Regions from separate parts of the Homo sapiens genome. Here all the other regions are linked to region 4. A link is a loop called in an ENCODE intact Hi-C map of the cell type or tissue named here. Cell type or tissue: mammary epithelial cell. All regions are shown on one strand.

Region 1 (4,000 bases), 720 kb after region 4:
ATTAAAAAAAGAAAAAAAGAAAAGTCTTTTCTACATGTCTTCTTTTACTAGATCACCTTCTAATCAGTGTGTTTCCACAAAGGCGCTGTTCAAAGAACTTAACAAAATCATGTCCAAGCTTAAGAGGCCCTCATTTAAACTCAAATATAAGACAAATGTTCAGCTGCCTGAGTCTCTTTTTGTCTAAATGTGATGGCATCATTGATACACTAGAGAACCTTAGCACTGGGAAAGCCACCCAGGAGAAAAGTATATGATTTATGCTTCAATTTGAATTTAAGCTTTCAATTTAAGCTTTAAATTTAAGAAAGTATGTTCCAGACATACTTTCTTGGCTTTTTAAATAATTTTTCCCATGTAACTATAAAACCAAAGGAAATGACTGGGACAAATCTCAATCAATTTAGAGGTTTATTTTGCCACAGTTGAGGACGTGCCTGGGAAAAAGGAACACAAAATCACAGGAACATCTGTGATCCATGCTTATTCCAAAGAGAGTTTGAAAACTTCAATGCTTAAAGGGGAAAAAGCTTTAAATAGGGGAAAGAGGGAAGAAAAGAGGCAGAATAAATAAAAGACTTGAAGCGGTTGCATTCCTCTGAGGCTTTTAATGGTGTTCACTGAATTCACATTTTACATGTGAAAAGAGTGGGTAGAGGAACAGTCAACCATGCATGTCTCACACTCAGTGAATCTGGATTTTTCCATAAGATAAAGTAAATACAGAGTAGAGGAGGCAAATATGCATTTGTCTCAGGGAGTGGAAGGAGGACTTTCAGTCCTGCCTTTGTTCTGTGAAGATAAGCTGTTGATTTACATTGTCAAGGCAAAACTTAAAAGAACTCTGTTTTAGGCTAAAGATCTTGGGGCCCACAGGAATTTCCTTGTGAGCAAATTGTGGAAAGAATCCCTGGGGAGGTATGCTGCCTTCTATCTTTGCAGCTGTCCATTTAAGAACAAAACGGGAGGCAGTTTTGTGTGACTCAGTTCCCAAGTTTAACTTTTCCCTGTGGCGTAGTGAGTTTAGAGTCCCAAGATTTTATTTTCCTTTCACATAAAATAATCCATAATTCCCATATTTTGATTTTCTCTATAGTAATAACTCACTGATTTGGTTAAGATCACTTTCTACATGCTTTCCATAGTTTCTTGCTCTTTAAAAAAAGTGGCATCCTCAATTTGTTTTGTGTATCTAAACTGCTTTAGTATACTTAATTATTTTGACCAAAAAGCTGCAGTCTCTTTTCACAAGTTTGTTTTCCATTATTTAATGTTGAAGATATAATTACTGTTTTTGCACAAAAACAACTAGTGTTTTCTGAGCAAACCAATCATGGATCAATTTATTTTGTATTCTTCAGTTTCTCTTCTTGGATGGTAGATTATATGTTTTCATTGTTGGTGGATAACTACTTTCTTATATAACATAAACTTCACTGTAGTGAATATAATAGTACCATGAATATGCAGGTTTCATCTATAAATCTTCTATTACAGTTTCTTGACATTGCTGGCTAAATTCTTTGAAAAAGCACATCCTTAAAGTATCACCCATTGGCCAAAAACAGATCTTCCATTATAAAGAAAGCTTATGTAAATAAAAATTAAAATCTCAGAACCCTCCAAATGTATGCAAAAATGAAGATTAAGCCCTGAAGCTGACTCATTACAATACCCTCTTCCAAATGAATAGCTGTTAGTAACATTATGGGTCAACCAAGTCTCCATGGAAAGGTAAAAAGCCTCAGGCATCTGGGAAGGGCTGCCCCCGCAGATTATTCATAGGCAAATTCTTTGCTAGCTTCCCATTAACAAAGACACACCAATTGTAACTTTAGGTCTGCAATCTAAGTCTACCTCCTAAAATTCCACACCGATTACACATTTATCTTCCCAGGTGCAGAACAAAGTCAAGGCTCATTTCCTATACCCATACTCAGAGACTTTGCATAATTGACTCTTCCTTAACTCTCTTTTCTTCTGCAGACATCCACATTACCTTATGTTAAATGTGGATTTACTGGGCACTAACTGAAGTCCCACCGGAATGTAACTATTCACCTTACTGCCTGCCTGTCCCTCTTCTTACATGCCTCTCCCCATCACCCCTTAAGGAAATGTTTATGGTAGAGTTTATAGTTTATGATGCTTAAACCTTATGGCAAAACACTAAACCTGAAAACCTCTTTGGGAAAAACAACCACACATGTGCTTATGGCTCATATTATTCCTGGAAATGCCCTAAGTCGGGCTTAATAAACCTCAGTGATTGAGACTTATGCCTCAATCACACATTTCTCTTGTCACTTTTCACAGACCTGGGTATCATGATGGGTTTAAATAGTTTTGTTTACAAGTCTACTATTGTATGTCCTTATAGAACCTAAGATAAGAAAGGGATAGACACAATGAAACCATTATTGACAATTCATACATACACCAGACATATACTATTCTAAAATGAGTCGCCCGAGCACGGTGGCTCACACCTGTAATCCCATCACTGAGGCAGGCAAATCTCTTGAGATCAGGAATTCTAGATCAGCCTGGCCAGCACAGTGAAACACCGTCTGCACTAAAAATACAAAAATTAGCCTAGTATGGTGGTGTGCACCTGTAGTGTCAGCTACTCAGGAAGCTAAGGCAGGAGAATCACTTGAACCCTGGAAGTGGAGGTTGCAGTGAGCGGAGATCATACCACTGCAAGTCTGGGTGACAGGGCCAGACTCTGTCTCAAAAAAAGAAAAAAAGAAAAAAGAAAATGACCCTTTCTGAATGATCCTAAAATGATCACCTCAATACAGCAGGGCGCGGTGGCTCACGCCTGTAATCCCAGTATTTTGAAAGGCCGAGGCAGGCGGATCACGAGGTCAGGAGATCGAGACCATCCTGGCTAACACGATGAAACCCCGTCTCTACTAAAAATACAAAAAATTAGCCAGGCGTGGTGGTGGGCGCCTGTAGTCCCAGCTACTCAGGAGGCTGAGGCAGGAGAATGGCGTGAACACGGGAGGCGAAGCTTGTAGTGAGCCGAGATTGCACCACTGCACTCCAGCCTGGGCGACAGAGCGAGACTCTGTCTCAAAAAATAAAGATTTTGAAAGTCTTTGAGATTGTACCCTTTACTCTCTTCCTGTAGTAAAGCTTTACTATCTTATTAATAAAATTGGTAAGGCATTTAAAATGGATGAGGAAAGAATTGCGTTGATGGTTTAGTCTTAGGAAAGGCTATTATCCTTTAAACTGTAAACTAAATTTTCCCCAAAATTAGCTTGGCCCACACCCAGGAATAACCAAGAGCAATTTGGAGGTTAAAGGCAAGATGCAATTGTTAGGTCAATTTCTTTCACTGTCATAATTTTCTCATGGTTATAATGTTTGCAAAGGAAGTTTCACTATTCGGTAGGGTAACTGCTTACCAAAATATCCAGGCAAGTGAGTGAAATATTTAACAGACTGAAAATCAATGCAGTCGTTTTTATTATACAAAACTAATGATTGTGGTCATGATATTCAAAATAAGAATTATCTAATAATTTGTTTAAGTACAAATACCCATAATGTATGAAATTAATAATGTTTCTTACATGAATTATCTTCTAATAATTTTCTTCTGCAAAAACTTTAACTTTCTTTAAAAATTGGAAACAAAATAATCAAATTGTGGTCCGACGTACTCAACTAACTTGTAAATAACAGAGATGGAGTGTACAACAGTGGAATAGCCAATACAGTGGACATCAACCTAGGTTCTAATCTAGATCCTGTTAGAACCTGGTTGTACAAATTTTAGCAAACACTTTCATCTCTCAGATTTTTAACTGGGTAATAAAATTTTGAAAGAATTGAACTCAAAAGTCTGTTTCAGATCTAAAATTCTAAGATTCTACTTGATGGTAAATATTCTCAAACATTCTTTTCAAGAACAACAACAAAAAAGTCACCCTGAAAAAATTCAAGTGCTAGAGAGAAATGGTTGCCCAATTTTTTTTTCTTTTTG
Region 2 (4,000 bases), 1.1 Mb after region 4:
GTATATTCGTTTACTAAAGACAGGAGGATAATCATTCATATCCTGTAAAACACAATTAGGAGTTTAGTACTTCAGTTGAAACCAGGTTAGGGATACAGTTACTAGATTGACTCCCAGTCTTCATATCACACAACTTATTTACCACTGTCAGCCTTCCATCCTCTCAATTCCATTACTCTCATTTCAGACTGGCACCTCAGAGGAAACTGCCAGAGTTCTCATACAATATTAATGTGTGGATATCAACTGAAGGCCGTTCCACTGGAATAAAGTCTTTCACCCTCAAAAACATGCCTTTTGGAGACTGAAGTGACCCTGGAATTTTTTTCTAACTTCTAATGGTAAGAGGTAAAATTTTAACATTTGAAAATAAGAACAAGTTTCTTTAAAAGCTACATTCTGTGAAGCAGGCGTAAAAGATTTTTTTTAAATGCTCTTTATATGTTTTTATAGCAATGTAAATTATTTTATATACTTAGCATAATACTGACTAGAACATTTCAGATACAAACTGTGAAATATCCTTTGTTGCCATTTTACATGATAAAAGGAGATTTTCTCTGCAGCGCACTAAAATAATGACACTTAAGATTAGATATATTTATACACAGAAAACAATGTTAATTTACTGAATTTTTTTCAGAGCAACTTATATGTATCTTATTTTTCCAATTTGGCGCTATATATGCATTGTTATTCATGCATTGTCAAGTTCATTAAATAAATAGTTATCAGGTATTTCCCACTTTCATCAGATATTTAGCACTTCAGTGCGAGGCACTGAAGATACTGTTGTGACTCAAGAAAAAGATGTCCCTGTCTTTGTGTCACTTAACTGCCATTAGGCTAGTAAAAATACTAATCTGCAGAAAGGCTAGTAACTTTGACTAAATTAATCTACTTATCAGGGCCAAAATAATAAATCAAGTCCCCTGAAAGGAAGACCATATTTTTCTGAATCATTTTATCTTTTAGAGATAATTGTATATAATCTTTTGTCAATAAATAATGCTTATTCATATGGCAGATTTATTTATTTATAATATTTTAATAATCCTTACCCTACCGTGTTTTGGGTAGTGTGGGTCAAACATATTTGAACTGAAACCTAAATTTGTTAATTATCTGCTCTTCTCCTCCAAGTCCCCTTTTTCTCACTTGCTAGTAAAAACAAAATTTAAAAAATTCTACATATTCTTTGATATTTGCTTAGACACAACAATTTTCCTGTACAGTATTAAGCTGGAAACACATAAATTAACAGATCTCAAACTTCTCTTTTTGCAAAGAAGTCAGAATAATTATTTCTTACTATCAAACAATGCTTCCTTTTATATTCGCCATAGAGTTGAGTTCTGAGTAGTCAATATGAATAAACCTGCATATTCTAATAGGAGAACTTGAACTGTACACAAAACTGAAAAATAAAAAATATCATTTCTTCTGTTTTGAAATACAGTATTCACCATCTCTTCTATGAAAAATATTTTTACAATAAATTATGGACTTTAGAATCTGAACAAGTAAATGAACCGAGAAGTTTTAGTTCTCTATAATGAGGACTGTGAAGGGTATTGATCTTGAGGCTCCATGCAGGGAGTAAATATATAAAACATTAGCATTCACACATTTTCGTGCCCTTTCCAAGAGTGCCAATTAACTTAATAAGTGGATGTGGTAACTAAGGGTGTGGAAATCCTTTAGCACCCCTAAATTGTAACTTCTGAAGGTTCGAAAGGAAGGAGCCCAACACTGCAATGTTTCCATGCATGAGTTTCCAATGAGCTCATTATGTTCTTAAAAATTTTATTCTTTATTTTATTCTCAGGGGAAATTTAAAACCTTAATGTCACAAGGTACTTTTTGGAAAATTTGATTCTTCAGAAACAAAAAAAATGTATATACTTTTCCAATTATGTCAACACAGCTGTTCACAGTGTTGAATATGATGAACTTTTTATTTGCTTGGGAAGTATTCATTGGATTCACCTTCTAACTTGAATGTACAGTGATTCACAAACTGATTAGACACACACCTAAGACTGTAAATGACTGAAGCCTATGAAAAGATTGGTTCTCTTCCCCCTTTATTTTCTATTGACAGGATGAAGAATAAATTAATGTAGTTATTGTAGTAGTATTTCTTTTTATGGCACGTTGTACATACTTTGGGGTTATAATCTTTCATTGTGGTTACAAAAGCAGCTAGTTGCATATAGTTTTTCCACAATGCATTATTTCAAGAGGAGAAATGTATTGAAATGCAATTCCAACAAGCATAATCAATAGTTCACTGTATTTATGCTCAGGGACATCTGAACAAAAATGTATATAAATCGGCTTCTGTGCAAATGTTCTCTTGTGCAGTAAATTAAGGACTCGCTCAGCACTCCAAAACCATGCTCTTTTCTCTTGCCCATTATTCCACTAGAGGGTAGTATTAGCAAAAAGAAATATTTCCTCCTCTGTAGTTAAGAATTGTATCACTAAAACCCATAATATTTGTTTCTTTTGGTAAAAATTTTTATTGGTCTCAACAAAAAATAGTTTTAATGCTTCAAAAGAGTATTCTGAATGTTATGATTTACAACTTGAAAAACCTTATGGTTTTTTTCTTAAGGAAAACTTTAAAAAATGGTTATACTCATAAAGCCTGCAATTTGTTTCCATGTGTCAAGCAAATAAAATTATACCTGAAGGTGTAGGTAGCTAACAGGAGAAAACTATGTTTTATTTATTTATTTGCTACATTAGAGTCTGTAATAATCACAGAAACCTTTTCTCCTTTAGCAGACTACCAAGAAGATGTAAGGAATCTTTTTAATGATCATGCTAGGAAGATAAGAACTTGCTGGTAAGTTTGTAAATGTAATGACAAGTTGAAGTTCTACACACACAAAAAAAATAAAAATAAAGAGAAAAAGATGATAAAATTTTTGATTTTCTGGAATCACAGGCAAAAACCTATAGAACAGTTTTTATTTAGAAGATAAGTAGAAAGTTCTAACTAGTTGGAACTTGATCATCTTTTTAAAAATAACGTGTAGGCTGGGCACGGTGGCTCGCATCTGTAATTCCAACACTTTGGGAGGCTGAGGTGGGCGGATCACCCAAGGTCAGGAGTTCGAGACCAGCCTGGCCAACATGGCGAAACTGTGTCTCTACTAAAAATACAACAATAAGCCTGGCATGGTGGCGGGCACCTGTAATCCCAGCTACTCGAGAGGCTGAGGAAGGGAGAATTCCTTGAACCCAGGAGGCGGATGTTGCAGTGAGCCGAGATCGCGCCATTGCACTCCAGCCTGGGTGACAGAGTGATACTCAGTCTCAAAAAAAAAAAAAAAAAAAAAGATATGTATATAGCAAATGCCAGTCCTTACCATACTAAAGCTAATTCAGGCTCTATGAGGAGACACAGACAGTATAAGCCAATGGGCGGAATGACTTTAGTTGTTTCTGTCTTATGGTCTAGCATTAGCATTATCCTTGTTGAGCTATATGGCTGCTCTATAATGCCTTGAGGTTTATGGAGCCGATACCTACTTTTACGTGGGTGTATGGTTGATTGTTTGCCTCTTACCAGTTCTGTTTTCCACTACTAGACACTTTCTATTTGCTGTCCAAGTTGCTGTTTCTCATATTTCTCATATTATTAGCATTCTGCTGGGTTTTTTTCTCTCTCAATTTCTGTATTGTCTCCTTGTCTTTACTGACTTATTTCCCTTCTTTTATGCTTCTGCATAAAAAGTCATAAAAGGCTACATCTGCAGCTAAAGAAAATATTTGATATTTTTACTGCCAGGCTAGGCATATTCACCACAAGCTGATTTAAGAGGCCATGGGCCATAAGTGAACATTGGTGGTAGCCTGGCAGTACTCCCCAAGGGTCTTTGATAGTGGCACAGGGTAAGGCTCCTCTGCTTGTGGAGAAGGACTGTTTCTCATAGGTTGAGTGCCTGCTCAGCCACAGTACACAAGAACACAAGGTAGAATTCTAAGG
Region 3 (4,000 bases), 68 kb after region 4:
CTGGAGAGCTGCTTGGTTAGTTAAGTCCTGAAGGTGGGGGATCTTGAAATGGCTCTTTAAAAGCTGGGCCAGTTTTACTCCTCCCAGATGGGTGGTAGAATGTAGATGATTGATTAAAGCTTCCCCGAGAGCTTGGGGCATGAAGATTCTGAAATCAGGAAGAATCCACCAACCTTCCTGATTTTTACTGGCCTGAAGATCCGAAGTTTGTTTTTCTTCCTCTGGGGAGTATTCTGGGTGGCCTGGCAAGTCTGGTTGCGGAAAGGACACAGCGGGCAGCAGGGTGAAAGGCACGACCAGGAGCCGAGCTGCCTCTCAAGCTGCAGAATCTGCTCTTTGGTTACCTCGAGCAACGGCCGTGTCTTCTCTTTGATGTCCTTTGCAGTGAATTACAGCCACCTGCTGAGGGAGCCAAACAGCTTCAAGCAGGGTCAAAATTTCTTCTTTGTCTTTTATAGTTTTACCCGCGGAGGTGAGTAGCCCTCGCTCTTGATAGATGGCTCCACGTGCATGTGTAGTAGCAAAAGCGTATCTGCTGTCAGTGCAGATATTAATACATTTGTCCTTACCCCATCAGAGGGCCTGAGTGAGGGCAACCAATTCAGCCCTTTGTGCCAAAGTACCTGCCAGCAGTGCCTGGGCCCACAGTACATATGAATCTATAGTAACGGCCGCACCAGCCTTTCGTACTCCCTGTTTAAGGAAGCTGCTGCTGTCTGTAAACACAGTGGTATCTGCCTCCTTTAGAAGCACATCTTGGAGATCAGGTCGCCCAGTTTCTGTAGTCTCTAACAGTTCTTGGCAGTCATGGACAGGTGTGGTAAGGTGTGGATCAGGGAGCAAGGTAGCTGGATTTAAACACCTTGTGAGAGAGAAAGTTAAATGAGGCTGATCTAACAGTAAGCTCTGATACTGCAGGATGCGAGCATTCGACATCCATTTGCCAGAGGCACTTCGTAGCAAATTCTCTATGGCATGAGGAGCCGTGAGGGTTAAATTCTGGCCCAGAGTCAGTTTATCAGCCTCCTGGACCAGGCTTGCTGTTGCCCCTACAGCTCACAGACAACTTGGCCACCAGGAGGCCTCAGGGTCTAGTCTCTTAGACAAGTAGGCCACTGGGCATTGCCATGGTCCCAAAGTCTAAGTGAGTACCCCTTTAGTGACTCCCTGGCTTTCATGAACAAAAAGGTGAAATGGTTTTGAGATATTTGGGAGGACAAGAGCAGGGGCCTCCGTTAATACCTTTTTCAGGTTTAGAAAAGCCTGTTCTTCTTTGTCAGTCCAAACTAGCGGGCCATTAACTCCAGTAGCGGTATAAAGGGGCTTGGTGATTTCCGCGAACCCTAATATCCATAGGTGACTGTCCCACAGCCCCCGGGAATTCATGTACCTGTCTTTTGGTGGTGGGAGTGGAGATTCGCAGGATGGCCTTCTTTCAAGCACTGGTGAGTGCCCTTTTTCCCTTGTTTATCTCGTACCCCAGGTAGGAAACTCTGGGAAGACAAAGCTGGCCATTCTTGGCCGAGACCCGATACCCGAGTTCCTGAAGGAGGTAAAGTAGGTCCCTAGTATGTTGCAGGCAGCTGTCAGTAGTTTTAATAGCCAATAACAGGTGGTCTACATACTGGAGAAGAGTGCAGTGAGGGTTACTGGCTCAGAATGGTATAAGATCCTGTTGGAGGGCTTCCCCAAAAAGGGTAGGGGAGTTTTTAAAACCCTGGGGTAATTGAGTCCAGGTTAATTGGGTGGTGTCTCCCGAGCCAGGATCTGTCCATTCAAAAGCAAAGACAGGTTGGATTTTGGGGGCCAGAGGAATAGCAAAGAAAGCATCCTTTAAGTCAAGGACAGTATACATTGTATGTTCGGGCGGGAGCAGGCTGAGTAAAGTATAAGGGTTAGGCACAGTTGGATGGATGGTAACTGTCCACTTGTTAACTTCCTACAAATCTGTACAGGCCGGTAATCATTTGTTCCGGGTTTCTGGACCGGCAAAAATGGAGTATTCCAGGCGGACTCACATGGTGGGAGTATACCAGCTTGTAATAGTCGCTGAATATGGGGATCGATTCCCTCTCTAGCCTGCTGACTCACAGGATATTGTTTTACCTGGACTGGCAGCAGTGGCCAGGAGCTCTACAACTACTGGCAGATGGTGCTTTGCCATTCCTGGGGGGTTTGATTCGGCCCAGACTCAGGGAAACAGAGTCTGTAAATCCAGTAGGAGAGGATTAGTACTATTTCCCAGCAGTTGTGAGGGTGAAACTAAGAGATATTCCTCTGACAGAGGGGTGGTTAGCAGAAGCTGAGCAGTAGGGGGTGCTGTGTCCCCTAACATGATGTGAGCTTGTTGGGCCGAGAAGGAGATGGACGTCTGTAGCTTATGAAGTAGGTCTCGTCTGAGGAGGGGGAAGGGGCACTCTGGGACTGCAAGAAATGAGTGGGTTACTCTTTTCTGTCCCAAACTCACCTCTCGTGAGTGGGTGACAGGATATTCCTGAATAGCTCCCATAGACCCTTGCACAGCCACCTTTTTATTAGAGACACTGCCCAAGGGTATCTGCAGTACCAAGTGTTCCGCCCCGGTGTCAATTAGGAAGCGTATAGGCTGGCCCCCCAGTGTGGCAGTCACCATGGGCTCCCAGGGGCCAAGGGAGAGGGAGCCCCGGCCCCATCAATCATCAGATTCCTCCGCAGCAGGGAGGGTGAGGACCTTTTTCTCTTCTGGTTTTTCTTCTGGTTTTAATGGGCATTCCATTTTCCAGTGTCCAATCTGCTTGCAATAAGTGCATTGGTTTCTTTGTAGGGGAGCCTGCTCAGCTTTTGGCCTTTCTGGCAGGGACCCGGGATCCCTTGGCCAGTGCTCTGTGATGGGGGCCCTTCTGTCTTGGCTTCTTGGATGGCAGCCACGAAGATTTTTGCCTGTCTTTTTGATGCTTTGTCAGCAGCCCTTTCAGCTGCCTGAGCTGCCTGTTTTTGCTTTTTAACCTCTCAATTGTCAAAAACTTTCTGGGCTATCTCTAAAAGTTGGCTGGTGTTCATTCCAGCAAATCCCTACAGCTTTTGTAACTTTCTTCTATCAGGGGCTGCCTGAGCCACAAATGCCAAATTAATAGCACGGCTATTCTCGGGAGCTGCCAGGTCAAAAGGGGTATAAGTCCAATAGGCCTCTTGGAGGCATTCTAGAAACGCTCCTGGTGACTCATCGGGCCCCTGGACCACTTCAGTTGTCTTCGACAGATTCATGGGTTTTCGAGTGGCTCCCTTGATACCTGCAAGGAGATACCAATGAAAATTATCCAAAGCTCTCTTCCCACTTGAGGAGTTTGGATCCCAATCAGGCCAGGTAGAGGGAAAAACCTCCTCAAGGAGGTCTTGGGCTTCCTCCTCTGGTCTACTGGCTGATGTAAGGAAATACTTTCTGGCCTCTCTTTGGATACGGTCCCTCTCTTCAGAAGTGAAGGTTTAAAAGGAGTTGCTGACGGTCATCCCAGGTGAGCTGGTGGGTCCAGAGCACGGACTCTATCAGTGAGGTCAAGACTTGGGGCTTTTCAGAGAAGGGGGGATTATGAACCTTCCAGTTGTACAGGTCAGAAGTAGAGAAGGGGACATAAACTAAAAATGGAGCAGAACACTCACTGCCCGGGGGGATTTGGGACTCTCTCAGTGGGAGGAGGGGGGCCACCTCCTCCAGCCAAGGCTGTAATTGGGTGGCTATAGGGAGAGAGGCCACAGGGGACGTAGTCGAGGAGACAAGGGAAGATTCTGGGGGAGCAGGAGGGTTATAGGGCGGCAGACATGGGTGAAGAAAATTTTCCTCTTCTTCAGAAGGAGGCAGTACAGGAGGAGCCGAGGGAGGGGAGGGTTGGGGCAAAAGTTTGGTCCGGCTCAAAAGGACCTTGGAGGTGGGATCATGAATGGTGCATGAGCAGAGCCGTGGAGGAGGGCTCCAGACCAAATCTAGCCATTGATCAATGTAGGGAAACTGATCGGGGTGTCTGGG
Region 4 (4,000 bases):
AAATGAGTCCAGAAATAAATTAACAAAACAAGGCAAAACAATGGAACAGAAGAGAAGTTATGTTCAGCCACTGACCCCTATTTCCTCTCTAATTGCTTATCAGCTTTAGCGAAGCCCTTTTGTACTCAAGGAAGCCCCTTGGTACTCTCACAGTCCTTTCTTTTTCTCAGTGAGATCTCGCCCTCAGAAAACTGCTTGTAAATTTCTATAATGCTAAAGTGTAACTGACTATGTGTTGCAAGGGCAAATACAAATTATAAGTAAGATTCTTAATTCTCCCTGTTGAAAATAAAGAGACTTCCCTCCCTTTTCCTAGACCACTTACTTTAGAAAACTTATACTGTATGTATAAGTTCTTTCTCTTTTTGAAATGTATGTAAATCTTTTTAAAAGCAAAATAAGCCACTTGGCAAAATAGTCTTTCTCAAGGACCTAGGAACCGTGTCTTTCAAATGTAATCAATGAAGGTAGGTAGCACCATATCTCCCAGTTTCCGTGGGAGGGTAGGAACCCAACTTTGGTGAGCACCTTAATTCAAGTTACAAAACTATCTTCTTCCATAAAGATATGAGAAGCTTATTTTTTCTTTTGTACAAATCAATTAATTAACACAGGTAGATACCACAATTACCAGGGGATTTTAAGATGAACTATGTGTGAAAAATGGTGCCGTCAAGTCCTCTTACTTGAGGACTAGTTATTTTTTACCTTGAGGGCACGTGTAGAATGGGTTTATCGGCTTGGCTATATCAAAGCGTAAGATTTCATTCTGTCTTTGCAAATTCTTAGCAGACTATTTGTGATACGCATCACATTCTGGTTTAATGCTTATTCAATAACAAAATTGTTTTCTTCCTCTTCTAAGTTTGTGAAGAAGTTTTTTGGGTTGGGATGAGATTTTGTTTTTAATTATATTTTCCAATATAATATACTTTAGGTTCAGAGACATTTGTATTTTAACTGGTGCCAAACCTTTAAGATTAAAACACTGAATTGCTATAAACTTCCAAGAACCAGTGAACTAAAATGGGAGGTTTATCAGGAAGTCTGGGAAGAGACATGTGTTAAAGAAAAACTTAAAGCAAGTTAAATTTAACAGAGTTTATTTGAGCAATGAAAAGGCTCTAAAACAGGCAGCACTTCAGATGGAAGATGGTTCAGAATGGTGAGCTGTATTTATAAAAAGAAAGAGACAGGAAATTACTTATTACAGAGATTACCTGATTGTTGCAATTCTGCATTTGCCTTATTTGTGAGGAATTTGGCAACGTTCAACCTGGGATTGGCTACTATGGATTGAGACTCCATTGCTTGGTTACAAAGGCATACTCTTAGGTTAGGTTAGAACTTGCTTTCACGCCAAGCTGTGCTGCAGTTCACTACATAGAGAGAAACTTTGGCCCAAATTTTATTAACCAAATATGGAAGGTGCTTTGAGCTAAACTTAAATAAGTTTAACATATGATTCAGGGCCAGGTGTGGTGGCTCACGCCTGTAATCCAAGCACTTTGGGAAGCCAAGAGTTCGAGACCAGCCTGGCCAACATGGCAAATCCCCATCTCTACTAAAAACACAAAAATTAGCTGGGCATTGTGAAGGGGGCCTGGCTAAGGCAGGAGAATCGCTTGAACCCAAGAGGCAGAGGTTGCAGTGAGCTGAGATAGTGCCACTGCACTCCAGCCTGGGCAACACAGTGAGACTCCATCTCAAAATATATGTAAATAAATATAAATATAAATATAAATATATATATGATTCAGGAATACCTGAAGTTCTACACATTAACCAGTCTCTTGGGAGTGAGGAGCACTTTTCTTGGAAGGAAATAGCTGCCCTCCAGTATTTGGTAACAGTCTGCACAGGTTTGTAGCCTAGGAGCAATAGGCGATACCATATAGCGTAGGTTATGTAGTAGGGTCCTTCATCTTTGTTTGTGTAAGTACACTCTGTAATGTTTGCACAAGGATAAAATCGCCTACGGACGAATTCCTGGGGATGCGTCATCAAGCGAGGCATAGCTGTGGTTTCTTACCTGCTTTCTCTGTGGCTTCCACCTTCCATCCGTAAGGCTACTTTCCACAGAGTACACAGAGTCATCTTTTTAATATGCCGAATTACATAATTCTATGCTAAACCCTCCGAAGATTTCCCATTCCTCTTAGTACGTCAGTGACGGTAGATATTGAGACCACCCGATGGAAGAAGAGCGCGTAGGATGTGTTCTGTGACCTACATGCCTATGTCCAAGATAACAAAGGTCAGTACAAATGGGAGTAGAAGGTTGTCATTTCACCTGTTATCCCCTAGATGGTAGTGTGGAACCGCGCAAACTTCTACCTCCGTTGTGATTTCTATGGGGCATTGATGGTGCAGTTATTTTAAGTTGAATCTTCAGGCAGCCTGAACTAAAATCGACAGGAGTTCCTACTTTTTTTCTTTCTTTCCTTTTCCCGCTCCCTTTCTCCTTTTTCAAGAGTGCTAATTGTAGCTTCGAAAACGTGCGCGCGCGCACATACACACGCATCCCAAATGGCAAAATTCTCAAGGTGCTAGATTCTCTCAGAAAAGCACGTCTGCTGTTCCTGAATGTAGACTAAACAGGGTTTCACGTCCAGGAGATGGGGGCTTAGGGAGGGGATCTTCCAGGGAAAGCATTCGAGCTCCCTGGAGCCACGACTCCCTTTAGTGGCTTGTGTCTGCAGTTGAGGGCTGCCTGGCAGACGCCCGGACATTTGGGAAAACAGTCCAAGGTCTTGCAAATTTCATCCAAATTCATCACTGTTACAAAATGCTGCTGTTTTCTTTCTTTTTCCTTTTTTTTTTTTTTTTTTTTTGAGACGGAGTCTCGCTCTGTGGCCCGGGCTGGAGTGCAGTGGCGCGATCTGGGCTCACTGCAACCTCCGCCTCCCGGGTTCAAGCGATTCTCCTGCCTCAGCCTCCCGAGTAGCTGGGACTACAGGCGCCCGCCACCACGCTCGGCTAACTTTTTGTATTTTAGTAGAGACGGGGTTTCACCGTGTTGCCCAGGCTGGTCGCGAACTCCTGAGCTCAGGCAATCCGCCCGCCTCGGCCTCCCAAAGTGCTGGGATTACAGGCGTGAGCCACCGCGCCCGGCTTCCTTCTTTCTTCTGAGGGTGAACTTCTCTAAATGTAGAAACATTCAGAGAATAGGTGGTCACAGGAGAGCAGGTTTGCGCTGGCAGTGAGGGTGGGGTGGCTGGTTCAGAGAACAGAACACACCGGAGCTGTTGATCATTTCCCAGGGAATGGGAATGGAAACAGAGTCACAGGAGCTCCTAGTTGCTGTCGTTTCTTTCAATCAGTGGTTTTTGTGGAGGCAAGAGGCTCCATTGAGCTTCCCGTGGGCATTAGGCTACATAATTTGCAGGTCCTAGAGAAAAATGAAAGTGCTAAGCAAAACAAAAACAAAAAACAAAAACAAAACAAAAAAAAAACAACAAAAAAAAGAATTTTAATACTGGGACTGCAGAGCATTAAACCAGATTGGTCCTCCCAAGGACAGGACCCTATGTGACCACCGCTCTGTTCACACCCATAAAGCCCGTAAAGCTCTGCCACCGGGCATCCACCTTTCCCCCATATTCAGTGCGATATGCTTGTATTTAGCCTTGTCTGTATCTCACTTTCTTAAGCTTTAGGGAGCATTGATTGTGGTATCTTGGACCTACAGGAGAGGTTTTCTCAACAACCTGTGAAAGGAGCTGCTCGCTTTGTAGAAACCATGCTCCTAACCCCTCTTTTTATTCATGTTAATTTAATGTCTGCCTTGATATTGTTCAAAGGAGCTTCCTCAAAATTGGGTGTTTCTGAAGCCTAGGAACAGACGCCTTCTGTTTTGTTCTGAAACAGGCTTCTAAGGAGGAGAATCCTCGATTTGGAAGGGCCCAGGTGAGGCCATGGTTGAACTCAGACCCAAGAAGAGAGAGGCTTTTTATCTGCCTAAAAGCAATCTTGTTTTGGTGACAATGTGTGGGTGGGT
Region 5 (4,000 bases), 66 kb before region 4:
TGATAGATAAAATACGTATTTTAAAAAATTAGTCTTGGGCAGAATTGATTTGGCCTAAGTTATAATCTATGAAAATGACAATGTATGAAAGTTATAATGTATGAAAATCTTCTGATAAAATCTTAGCATTAATTGAAAATATTGTGTATGTTTTCTTGTCATGTATAAATCAGGAAAGTATTGTTTCTTGTCAACATAAACTTAATAGCGTCTGATATTTGAGACTTATTGGTTAACTTTGAAATCTTCATGACCATTTTTTCTGGCAACTAGAACTAAAGAGACAATTGGCTCATAGAGCAAAAAATGAATGGAATTTAAGAGGAGAGGAAGGAGCTAGGATTTTGGATGCTCTTTTCATCCCTCATGAATATTGGAAAACTACATGACTTTGGAAGGATCTTTGGCATCAAACATAACTTAACTTTAATTTTGACTCTATCATTTTTTGGCTGTGCTGTCTTGGTGTAGCTACTTCTATCAATGTTGATTTCCTCATTAGTAAATGAAAAGAAATTATGCCTCCTTCTCAAGATCATTGTATTAAATGAGATATACATGTATGCCACAATGCGTGGCAAATACTAGAGGCTCAACTGATGTTATTTAGTTTTATTGTTGTTTTTGGTAAATGATGATATCAAGTGCAAAGGTCAGGTATAGAATACTCGCATAATAATGGTTGAACAAATTCTTATGATGACAATCATTAGCTGTAGTTATTATTTTTCAAATCTCTAATAAAGAAAAGCGAAGTTGTATGGGTCAAGAAAAGCCCTGGTTGTCACCCTTAGACTCCTTTGGCTTTGAATTCATTACCTAGTGATCTCTCTTCCCATTAACAGTTCTATGGCTCTTATTCTGGCTGGGGGAAAGGGCATTGGTACAACCCACAATACAGGCATATCTTCTTTAATACAAAACCTGTATGTAGGAGCTATTTCTCACCACCTCCTTGAATTTGAGAGTAACTTCAGGCCGATCATTTTTCCAGCCTGGGATCCCAAGGTGAGAGATTAAGTGCTTTTGTCATTATTTCTTGGAGAGATAGGGATGTTCAGCCTCCTGAACTGTGAGCCAGAGGCTTTTTATATGGAAAGAGCATTTTGATGTGAATTGTATTTTGTGAAATATGAATTTCAGCACCAAAATACTGTAGTCCTCACAGTTAACCTCTTGTTGAACATTAAATCAAATTATTGTTACTGGGAAAACTCCATTACATTACAAAGCAGAGCCAAGATTCTCAGGTTTACAAGCTTCATGTGCTAATTACATTCTGCTGCCGACAGCATGGGTGAGACTCTAAGGACATTTGGTATTCTAGAAGCTTATTTTATGGAGCCAAATTTAATCAGAATGTGGGTGACAAAAATGGATCATGACGTTAATGATCTACTGCATTAGAGTCCAAGTTGTTCATTGAGCGAGTGAGAGTAATGTTGTACAAGGTTTTTTTTCCCAAGAAATATTATTTTTCCTTACCTCCCCCAAGCAGTTCTGAATTGACCTTGGCAATGGAAACTAAAACCTCATTTAGGCCTGACAGAGAAGAGCTATGCCCTTACAGGTGCTAAGAGTATTGTTTGCTGGCTTTGAACACTAGATGGCAGAAATGCTCTTGTTAAGATTTGCCAAGTTGTCAAGGAGAGCAGTTTTATTGACAGCAATGATGAGCTCTCTTAATTAGTCACCCATACACATGAAAGCCACACAGGATGCTCTAATCGAAAGGGAGATGTACTTTGCAGTCCATAGGGAACTAGTTTTTACAATACGAATGGTTTGGCCGAGGATGCTTTTTATGAGGCCTGCCTATTCATTTCAGTAATGGAGTGGAGTCATCTAGGGCTTTGCTGCCCATTCATTAATGGGGAGTGTTAGGAGAAAAAGCCCTGACAGATCATTGTGTTTGCTCCTGAAAATCTCTGCATATGAGTTTTGGTGCCCAAGAAAAGACTGAGAGAAATAGCTTACTGCAATTTTTTCTCTCTCATGGTTGAGAGGAATGATTTGCTTCACAGCAGAGAAACCTAATTAAAGAATGGACCTTAGTAATGATCTAATAACCAGAATCTTGTCCAAGTGGTACTCAGCTATGTTACCATGCCTCAATATTATCTCTGACACTTTTTTGAAAAAAAAAAAGTAAGTGTCTCGTTATTACTCTAGCCACACAGAGTCAGAATCCCTGGAATATCTATATTGAAAAGGTATGTGGATGATTCTGAAGTGCAGAATTTTTATCCTTTAGTAATATTTTTAATTCCAGAATCAGAGTCAACCCTCCGTATGCTAAGTGCACTCGAAGGACCCAGTCTCCACAACAAAAAATTTTCTCTCAGCCTAACTGTAATGTGGATGTCTTCTCACTGGCCACTGGTTTGTATCAAAGACTCCTGGGATAAAGTGTAACAGTTATATAGAATGTAAGTCATTAGCAGACTTTAGCTTTATAGATTCAAATGATTTGATAGATTTTTCAAAAGTGATAAGTAAAGCACTGACTTAAAGCACTGAATTTCTCAGGGTTGAGAAAGGATTTTGACCTTAAATTTTGAGAAATACGGGGCTGAGTAGAGTATGGCACTGATACCACTAGTCACCTGGAAGGCAACATGTGAAGGGACTGGGGTTGTTATCAGGAAGGTGATGGGCTCTTGATCAGGAATTTGGAGGATACTTAAAAAAAGTCTTTGTCTGTTTTCTGACTCTACCATGGGCTGGCCAGGCTCTCTGCTGAGTATGAAAGAGCCCATTGAAAAGATATAATTTTAAGGACAGGAATGGAGAAGCTGCATCCAGTGGTTTCAATGGTACATTTAATCTCTAGGTGATCACAGAACAAAAGTCAAATCTTCTCATGTTGAACATTCACTTTTCTTTGTGTACAGGTTTTGGGGTTTTAGGAGTTGTTGGCGAGACTCTAAGACATTGAAATGAAAGGTTAAAAAGTGAAAAGTTCTATCAATCAGTCAAATGTGTGTGAGCCCAGTCTGCTTGATTATACTTTTCTTGTTGAGTTGATCTGCTATTTTAGTGTTATGAAGGCACAGTTTAAATTGCCACTCAATTTAAGTAGATTGTGTCTAACACTAGTCACTTCGGTGAAAAAAAATCAGTTGAACTTATTATTTGATGCCATGAAATACCAAAAACTTCCCTGATTTACTTAGCTTTTGATTCTTAAGTACTGTGTTAGCAAGGAAGTCCTAGCTAATCTGTTATGAAAAAATATCCAGAGAAATACCATTTTCTATTTTGGAGAAAAAAACATATTTATTAACTATGAATTAGCAAACTACTCCTCTATTTATTCATTAAATTTTACCAGAATCTTTTTCTCTTAACAGCTGCAGTAACATATTCATTATTATAACTTCATGAAAAATAAACACTGAATTCAAGAAACACAATAAATGTCTATGCCAGAATACATTTTGTATTCTTAGCTTAATCAACGTCTTAAATACCTGCTTTAGAAAACAGACTTGATCGACTTTCCAATATTTACAGTGATCTTGATGCAGTTCATACATAATGGCTAGATTTCAGAAACACTAAAAGGGAGCATAAGATGTACAGGAAAGTTTCCTCACTGAAAAAGATATTCATGTTTTCACAGCAGCCTGACTTTTTAAGTTTTGCAGATTACTACTATGCAGGGCATAGAATTGGAGTGAGTAATCCTCCTCATTCACTGATACTCTGATTTGAAACTTTTGCTGAAACCTGAAGAAACATACATTTCCCAAGCTATATTTTTTTTATTGCAGGCATGTATAAAGACTGCAATTATTTCTCAAGGAGAACCTGTCATAAATACTACATTGGAAGTTAGTCCAACATTTATAGCTTTAGCTTGGAGTTGCAATTGCTGGCAATATGTAAACATATTTGCCATTAGTGTTGAATAATGCTCCCTCACAGTCACAGAGAACATTGTTCTGCATTTGTGCTTCTTAATCTTGTTGAATAAGAGCATTGCAATGCAAGAAGG
Region 6 (4,000 bases), 430 kb after region 4:
ATTTGGCTCTTTGGTAAAATACCAAATACCTGTAAAAGTATGGGTCTATTTTTGAACTTTCCAGTCTGCTCCAAGATCTTCTTGCCAGTCAGTTCACCAGTGTGTACACTGTCTTTACATGATGAATTTATAGGAAGTTTTGATATCAAGTAGTATAAGCCATTCAACTATTTTTCCCTTTTTTCAAAATTCCTTTAGATAGTCTAGGTTATTTGCATCTTGTATAAATTTTAAAAATTGCTGGTCAGTTTCTACTAAAATTCCTGTTTGTAATATAATTGATATTCCGTTGAATATTTAGAGACACTTTGTAGAGAATTGTCATTTAAAAAAATAGTTTTCTAAGCCACGAATAAGCTATATTTCTCCATATACTTAAGTCTCAGTTAATTTTTTCAGCAATAGTTTGTAGTTAGTGTAGAATTCTGGTAAATTTTATATTTTATTTCAAAAATTATATATTTTATAGATTCTATCATAATTTGAATTTTTAAGTATATATATTTTATTTTTTTATTGCCAGCATACAAATGTACAATTGTGTTTTTTGGCATGTCATCCTCGTACACAGGGACTCTTGAAAGAACTAGTCCACCATGGGCTCTGAACTTCCCCACACATTTTTGTTGAGTGTATCAAGAATGCAAGACTCTGACCATTCTCTACCTCAGCCATTTCTTAGCATTACATTTGCAGCAAGCTGCTGTTGTCATGAGTAATAAATTCTTTGTCTGTGACCCAGGAGTCTTGGGCCTTCTGCCAAAGAGAAAAAAAAGTGACAGGCTAACTTGTTAGCTTGTAAGTAGAATAAAATCTGAGACCCTTCACAGTTCTTGGTAACTCCATTGCTAAACTCCCTTATTAATTGTTAACAGTTGTTTTTTAGATTCCTTGGGATTTTCTGTATAAACAGTCATGCCATCTGATAGTTTATTTTTTTCACATTTATTGCTATTTAAAATTGACAAAATTGGCTGTACTTACTGTGCACAACACGATCAAAACAAGTGTTAATGAGGATGTGGAGAAAAGGAAACTCTAATAAAGATTTAATTCTTCCTTTCAAATCTCTAAGATTTTACCTTATTTTATTGTGATACCAATAGCTAGACCTTTAGTAAAATGTTCAATAGAAATGGCTAGAGTAAAAAACCTTTGCTTTTTCCCAATCCTAGATAAAAATCATTCAATATTTAGCTATTAAGCATGATGTCAGAAGTAGGTTTTTTGAACATGCCCTTTACTAGAATGAAAGTGTTTCCTTCTCTTCCTAGTTTGGTGACAGTTTTGACTATGAATAGTTATAGCATTAAAAAGATTGTCTAAAAGTCATAATTATCATATATTCTTTCTCCTTTATTCTATAAGTATAATGGATTATGTTTGAATATTCAATGTGTCTCCTAATTTGTCTTCTTGGAATAAGCCTTAACTGTTATAGTATATGGCTTTTTAAATTATTATTCCACTGTATATTGTTCCTAACTAGCCACTTTGGCCCTACATATGAAAAGATACTGTCAAACTATTATCTAATGTAAATCTGTCTTTGGCTCAGGGTGGCAGCATTATACCATGGTTTAAAACTTCAGCACTAAAGTTAGGCTACATAGCTTCAAAAATGCTTCTAGCATTTATTAATATTAATTTTCACCCTTTGAGAAGTTATTTAACCAGCCTTAGTTTAACCATCTCTGAAATTGTTATTGGGAACAATAACAGTACTATTGTCATACAACTGTGAGAATCAAGTGGAAAAATATGAATAAATAGCTGATAAATGAGAGCTTATCATTATTTGAGCAACATGTATTAAACATCTGACCTGATTGTTGCAACTGGAATAATCAGGTCAAGTCAGATACCTTAGTACATGAAATAATTACTATCTTATTACCTAAATGAACTGATTGTTTAATAAAACAGAATCAGTTGTAAATGTTTGATTCAGTTTCTGTGAAGTTTCAGCTTGATATTATGTAATATTGAAATTTTGGTAGTTTACTTTTTAAAAGTGAAAAACTAGCTTTTTTACATTTTTCACCAGATGTTCTTTTACCAGAAAGAAGACAAGAACCTGGGAAAAATTTCCTCTGTCCTTTCATATTTCTAGAGGAAATATGAGAAGAACCTGGTTAAAACAAAACATCTCAAGGGTAGAGGATGTGGGCTCTAAAATAATAAGTCTGAGACAAAGAGAGACTATAGAGGGAAAAAAATAATGTCTAGTGCTAGAAAGTAGAATAGAAATGGACTTAGGAATATGCCTCCTCACTTTGCTCTTCCTTCTGATACACTGAAGATAGCCTGCTCCCTACAATTTTAAGATACTTTCTTAAGATGCTTTTGTCAGGAAACTTTGAAGTAAATGGAGATACGAACTGGCTCTGGGAGAAATACAAATGATCAATAAAATCGTGAAATGATTCCCAACCTAACTAATAACCCATGGGATATGAATTAAAATAGCCATTCAGTAACTTGGGTGTTGGTCAGAAGACAATAATTTTAAAGTGCATTGTGTTTGATTTGTTATTTTAAACCAACAAATAGCTCTCTCTACATTCTATGACATAAACGATTCAGATTCCTTACATTGAAAAATCCTTAAAAATCACACCAATAAAAACACCATTGTATTAGTAATCTCGAGGTACTATTTGGGTCTGATGTAGTTACCTGAGGATCTATTTCTTATCTTATAATCATTTTAAAGAAAAGCTATTATTCAATAGAGGTAATATTTTTCATAAAAGTATTATGGAGTAGATGAAGGTTGACAATTTTATGCTTAAGAAAAATGTTTCCAAAATACAACATAATTTGGAAAATGATAGCATGTGAAAAAAAAGTCTCGAATTTATCTTTTTGCTCTATGCTTACTTTTCCATGCTTGTTTCTTTGTTCACTTGTAATATACTAGCTGCCTCCAGGCGAAATTCAATAGCTTTTGAATAGTAATAAACAAATCAACTTAGAACTTAGCTTGAGTTATGAAAGGTACATATATTTGGTTTTCAGGAGGAAAGGAAAGACTCATGTAGACAAAACCCAGTTAGCCCTGTGGAAATTAGGCCAAAGCAATGGGAACAACCTGAAATCACAGCATGACATTGAGTGCAATGAATAGATGAAAAGGAGCTTGAGGCTTAAAAAATAATCGTTTATAGCTTCCCTGCTTTCATGTTGGTGTTTTGGTTCATTACTTAGAAAATAAAGATACAAAGACCTAGAGAGTTAGATCATAATTAGAAAAGAGTCACTGGCTTTCAGGGACATTTGTTAGGAGAAAGAAATCTTTTTCTCACAATAATCCCGCAATTTAGTTCAGATGCTCCATATCCAAATTGAATGGATGTTGTGAGAAATCAGTCAGTTTGTAAGTCAGAATCTATCCACCTGGCACTAGCAAATCAAAGCAAGCATTACCCTGTGATCTACAACTTAGACACCAAACATGGTTAAATGTCCTAAAAGATATATGACATTGTGACCTGAAAATTCCAGGGAAGCACAGTGGTAGCTGATGTAGATTTTAGACTCAGGTTTAGAATCATATAGTTCATAGAGACTGGTCATAGGTTTTATGGCTAAACATTGTCTTTAGCATGGATATTTCTCTTTAAATTGTGTTTGAATAAAATATTATCTTAAATTTTTATATTATATAATTTTAACAATAAAAATAAAATTTTAAAACTGAAAATGAAAGTCGCGAAATTATCCTTAGCATGAATACAATGTTCAGATATTCATGGGATTGGAAAAAATTCACTCTAAGTTGTACTCTGTCAAGCAAATGTTGGGGGCCTAAACCATTTTCAAAGTAGTTGTATAACTATTTAGGTTTTAATTATATTTTACTATGACCTCAAAATAAGAGTGACAAGAAAAGAGATTAAAATAAATGCCCACTATTTGTCAGATATAGTGCAAAACACTTTAAAAATACTAGTTGATTTCATTCTTCAAGATAAACCTGCACATCTTCATTATCTTC
Region 7 (4,000 bases), 1.5 Mb after region 4:
AAAACCTGGCTTTGTCTAAAAACAACTTTAGCTATAGATGGTCACTTTCTGTAAAGGCTTTTCTTTGTTATTGTCATAGCATTACAGAATATTGATGACTTCAATATCACCTACACAGAAAAACTGTATATGACTTTTGGAAAAAAAATGAGAGATTTAGGGCAAGCAAAGTTATGCTGTTGTAGATTCAAAAAAAAAATTGACATTTTAGGTTAAGTATATTTTCAATGTTTCAATTATAACTGTAAATCTATAAATGCTGGTAGAGGTAACCTCATTAGAAATAACTCCTTATTCTAAGAGCAAAGAGAAACCTGAAATGCTAAAATGGATACTCATTCTTAATAGGATCAAGAAACACCAAATACCCGTCAAATATCCGAAGATTATATTCAATGACTCTGAACAAGGAAAAAAGCAAAAAATTAAGTGAAACATGAATGAAAGAAATTACAGAAATCTAAACAAAGGTATAATCTATATTAATGGATTGTAAAACTCAGTAGCTTAAGGATGCTAAAATCTCCTCATGTAATGTCAATAAAAATTTCATCAATTTTGAATAAATTGAAGAATTAAGTCTAAAACATATACAATTCAAATTACAAAGTATATGCCCATAATTTATGACTTTACTGCTTAATTCTACCAGCATATAAAGAAGAACACATCTTAAACAAACTATTACAAAAAATAATAGGAAACACATACTATTTTGGTTTTTGATGCTAGCATAACCCTGATAACAAACCTGACAAAAATACATCAAAGAATAAAAAGTACACATGAATATCCTCATTAACACAGATACAAAAATACTTAATGAATTTATTTAGAAAATAAATCAAATCCAGCAATCTATAAAATAATGCATTATGACCAAGTTGGTTTTACCAAGAATGCATGGTTGGTTTAATGTATAAAATACATAAAATCTTATTAACAGAGTGAGGGAAAAAAACATAACTCAAACAACACAGAAAATTCATGTATCAAAAGTAAACGTGTTCAAGATAAAAAATATTAAGCAAATTAGGAATAGAAAGTAACTTCCTCAATCTGATAAGCAAAATATTTACATTAAAGAAAACAGAACTAAATTAAAGCTGACGGGAAGAAGAAGGCAAGATTATACAATCTTATAATTTCTATTCATCATGGTAGTTGGAATTCCTAGCCACTGAAATAAAGCAAGGATCAATGACATATATTAACAACAAAGAAGAACTATGCTCCTATTTAGAAACAGCATGATCGTTTATGTATAAAATATTAAATACAGATAGGCCACCTTTTATTGCTTTCTTTATTAGTTTATTGAACTCCATAAATACGGCATTTTTTTAAAAGTTTGAAGATTTGTGGCAGTCCTTCAAATAAATAGCAAATTTATTAGCCATTTTTTCCATGTGCTCACATCATGTCTGTGTGTCACAGTTTGGTAATTCATGCAATATTTCAAATTTTTTCATTGTTATATCTGTTATGATTATCTGTAATCAGTGGTTTTTACTATTAATTACTATTATAATTATTTTGGGATGCCGCAAACCATTCCCACATTACATTGAACTTAATTCATGAAATGTTTTGTGTGTTCTGATTGCTCCACCTACTGGCCATTCTCCCATCTTTCTCCATCTCTTCAGGCCTCTGTATTCCTTAAGACACAACAATATTAAAATTAGACCAATTAATAACCCTACAATGGCTTCTAAGGGTTCAAGTGAAAGAGTTGCACATCTCTCACCTTAAATCAAAAACTAGAAATTATTGAGCTTAATGAGGAAGGCATGTTGTAACCAAGATAGGCTGAACGCTAGACATCGTGCATCCAACAGTTAGCCAAGCTATGAATTCAAAGAAAAACTTCTTAAGGGAAACTAAAAGTGCTATTCTAGTGAATGCACAAATGATAAGAAAGCCAAAAAACCTTATTGGTGATAAGTAGAAAGTTTGAGTGATCTGAATAGAAGATCAAACAAGACACAATATTTTCTTAAGCCAAAACAAAATCCAGAGCAAGGACCTAGCTCTCTACATAGCTATGAAGGCTGAGAGAGGTGAGGAAGCCACAGAAGAAAAATTGGAATCTTGTAGATGTTGGTTCATAAGGCTTAAGGAAATAAGCCATCTCCATAACACAAAAGTACAAGGTAAAGCAGCAACCACATGATTACATCAATAGATGCAGGAAAGGCTTTCGATAAAATTCAACACACATTCATGTCAAAAACTCTCAAAAAAGTTAGGTATTGAAGGAATAGACCTTGAACTAATAAGAGCCATATATGAAAAACTCACAGCCAACATTATACTGAATTGGCAAAAGCTGGAGTATTTCCCTTGAAAACCGGCACAGGACAAAGATACCCCCTATCACCACTCCTATTCAACATAGTATTGGAAGTTCTGGCCAGAGCACTCAGGCAAGGGAAAGAAAAAGGGGCATCCAAATAGGAAGAGAGGAAGTCAAACTACCCCTGCTAGCACAAGACATGAACTTATATTCAGAAACCCTCAAAATCTAGGCCCATAAGATCCTTAAATTGATAAACAACTTCAGCAAGTCTCAGGATACAAAATCAACGTACAAAAATCACTAGCACTCCTGGACACCAATAACATTCAAGGATCCAAATCAGGAAATCAATCCCATTCATAACTGCCACACACTCACACACACACACACAAACACACACACAAACACACACACACCTAGAAATATAATTAAACAGGAAGGTGAAAGATCTCTACCAAAGAACTACAAAACACTACTTAAAGAAATCAGAGATGATACAAACAAATGGAAAACATTCCATGCTAGTGAATAGAAAGTATTATTTTTGCTAAAATACCTATAATATCCAAAGTAATTCATAGATTCAATGTTATTTCTATTAAACTACCAATGACATTCTTCACAGAACTAGAAAAGGCTATTTTAATATTCATATTATAAATATTCATATTTATTAATGATAAAATATTCTATTTTAATATTAATATTCAGGCCCCAAAAAAGGACCTGAATAGCCAAGGCATTCCTAAGCAAAAAATACAGAGCTGGAAGCATCTGGCTACCCAACTTCAAATTATACTACAGGGCTACAGTAACCAAAACAGCATGGTACTGGTACAAAAACATGCACATAGACCAATGGAATAGAACAGAGAACCCAGAAACAAGGTCACATGCCTCCAACTATCTGATCTTTGACAAAGCTGACAAAAACAATCAATGGGGAAAGGACTCCCTATTTAGTAAATGTGTAGGGAGAACTGACAAGCCATATGCAGAAGATTAAAACTAGACCCCTTCCTTATACCATATACAAAAATGAACTCAAGATGCATTAAAGACTTAAATGTAAAACCAAAAACTATAAAAACCCATTTCTCTGGACACAGGAACAGGCAAAGATGGCATGACCAAGATGCCAAAAGCAACTGCAACAAAAGTAGAATTTGACAAACGGGATCTAATTAAGCTAAACAGGTTCTGTACAACAAAAGAAACCATCAACAGAGTGAACAGACAAACCTACAGAATGGGAGAAAATTCTTACAAACTATGCATTTGACAAAGGTCTAATATTCAGCAACTAAAAGGAATTTAAGCAAATTTTTAAGGAAAAAAACCATTAAAAAGTGGGCAAAGGACATGAATAGACACTTTTCAAAACAAAACATACATATGAGCAACAAGCGTATGGAAAAAAATCTCAACATCCCTAATCATTAGAGAAATCCAAGTCAAAACCACAATAAGATACCATCTCGCACCAGTCAAAATGGCTATTATTACAATTAAAAAAGTCAAAAAATAGCAGATGCCAGTGAGGTTGCAGAAAAAAAGCAATGCTTATACACTGCTGGTGGGAGTGGAAATTAGTCCAACCACTGTGGAAGAGAGTGTGGTGATTCCTCACGGACCTGAGAACAGAAATACCATCCGACCCTGCAATCCCATTACTGAGTTTATACCTGAGGGAATAAA

Evidence for each region. A loop is a pair of places that touch in the nucleus more often than their neighbours do. Peaks named below come from ENCODE experiments on the same cell type or tissue, not always from the same donor. Only the 100,000 strongest peaks of a DNase experiment are listed, where the experiment ranks them.
Region 1: a loop joins it to region 4, with 14 times the contacts of the local background. A loop is called at or near these places in 11 of 110 quality-filtered maps.
Region 2: it touches region 4 in a loop (8-fold over the local background); 4 of 110 quality-filtered maps call a loop at or near these places.
Region 3: it touches region 4 in a loop (2.5-fold over the local background); 6 of 110 quality-filtered maps call a loop at or near these places.
Region 5: a loop joins it to region 4, with 8 times the contacts of the local background. A loop is called at or near these places in 11 of 110 quality-filtered maps.
Region 6: it touches region 4 in a loop (13-fold over the local background); 5 of 110 quality-filtered maps call a loop at or near these places.
Region 7: it touches region 4 in a loop (19-fold over the local background); 12 of 110 quality-filtered maps call a loop at or near these places.

What each region holds. Positions count from the first base shown.
Region 1 is chr10:53,597,273-53,601,272 of GRCh38, forward strand. No RefSeq gene overlaps it. Among named protein-coding and RNA genes, the nearest start is that of LINC02672, 570 kb to the left of the region's middle. RefSeq lists enhancers at 353-1,111, 1,112-1,869, 1,870-2,628, 2,629-3,385. In mammary epithelial cell, no CTCF peak of the experiment used is centred here; a DNase peak (open chromatin) is centred at 1,789; H3K27ac peaks cover 1,698 bases.
Region 2 is chr10:53,995,724-53,999,723 of GRCh38, forward strand. It overlaps PCDH15 (protocadherin related 15), which reads right to left. Exons shown (of 38, transcript NM_001384140.1): 21 at 1-42. Among named protein-coding and RNA genes, the nearest start is that of MIR548F1, 610 kb to the right of the region's middle. In mammary epithelial cell, a CTCF peak has its summit at 2,434 (motif pointing right); no DNase peak of the experiment used is centred here.
Region 3 is chr10:52,949,702-52,953,701 of GRCh38, forward strand. LOC105378308 (a long non-coding RNA gene) reads right to left here. Exons shown (of 4, transcript XR_945968.3): 4 at 1-3,269. Among named protein-coding and RNA genes, the nearest start is that of LINC02672, 78 kb to the right of the region's middle. In mammary epithelial cell, CTCF peaks have their summits at 423 and 2,302 (motif pointing right); no DNase peak of the experiment used is centred here.
Region 4 is chr10:52,882,131-52,886,130 of GRCh38, forward strand. No RefSeq gene overlaps it. Among named protein-coding and RNA genes, the nearest start is that of MBL2, 110 kb to the left of the region's middle. RefSeq lists an enhancer at 2,095-2,809. In mammary epithelial cell, a CTCF peak has its summit at 2,285; a DNase peak (open chromatin) is centred at 2,011; H3K4me3 peaks cover 293 bases; H3K27ac peaks cover 1,371 bases.
Region 5 is chr10:52,816,517-52,820,516 of GRCh38, forward strand. No RefSeq gene overlaps it. Among named protein-coding and RNA genes, the nearest start is that of MBL2, 46 kb to the left of the region's middle. In mammary epithelial cell, a CTCF peak has its summit at 1,589 (motif pointing right); a DNase peak (open chromatin) is centred at 1,635; H3K27ac peaks cover 290 bases.
Region 6 is chr10:53,314,357-53,318,356 of GRCh38, forward strand. No RefSeq gene overlaps it. Among named protein-coding and RNA genes, the nearest start is that of LINC02672, 290 kb to the left of the region's middle. In mammary epithelial cell, a CTCF peak has its summit at 1,550; a DNase peak (open chromatin) is centred at 705; H3K27ac peaks cover 842 bases.
Region 7 is chr10:54,401,173-54,405,172 of GRCh38, forward strand. The region is part of intron 3 of PCDH15 (protocadherin related 15); the gene reads right to left. Among named protein-coding and RNA genes, the nearest start is that of MIR548F1, 200 kb to the right of the region's middle. In mammary epithelial cell, a CTCF peak has its summit at 1,636 (motif pointing left); no DNase peak of the experiment used is centred here.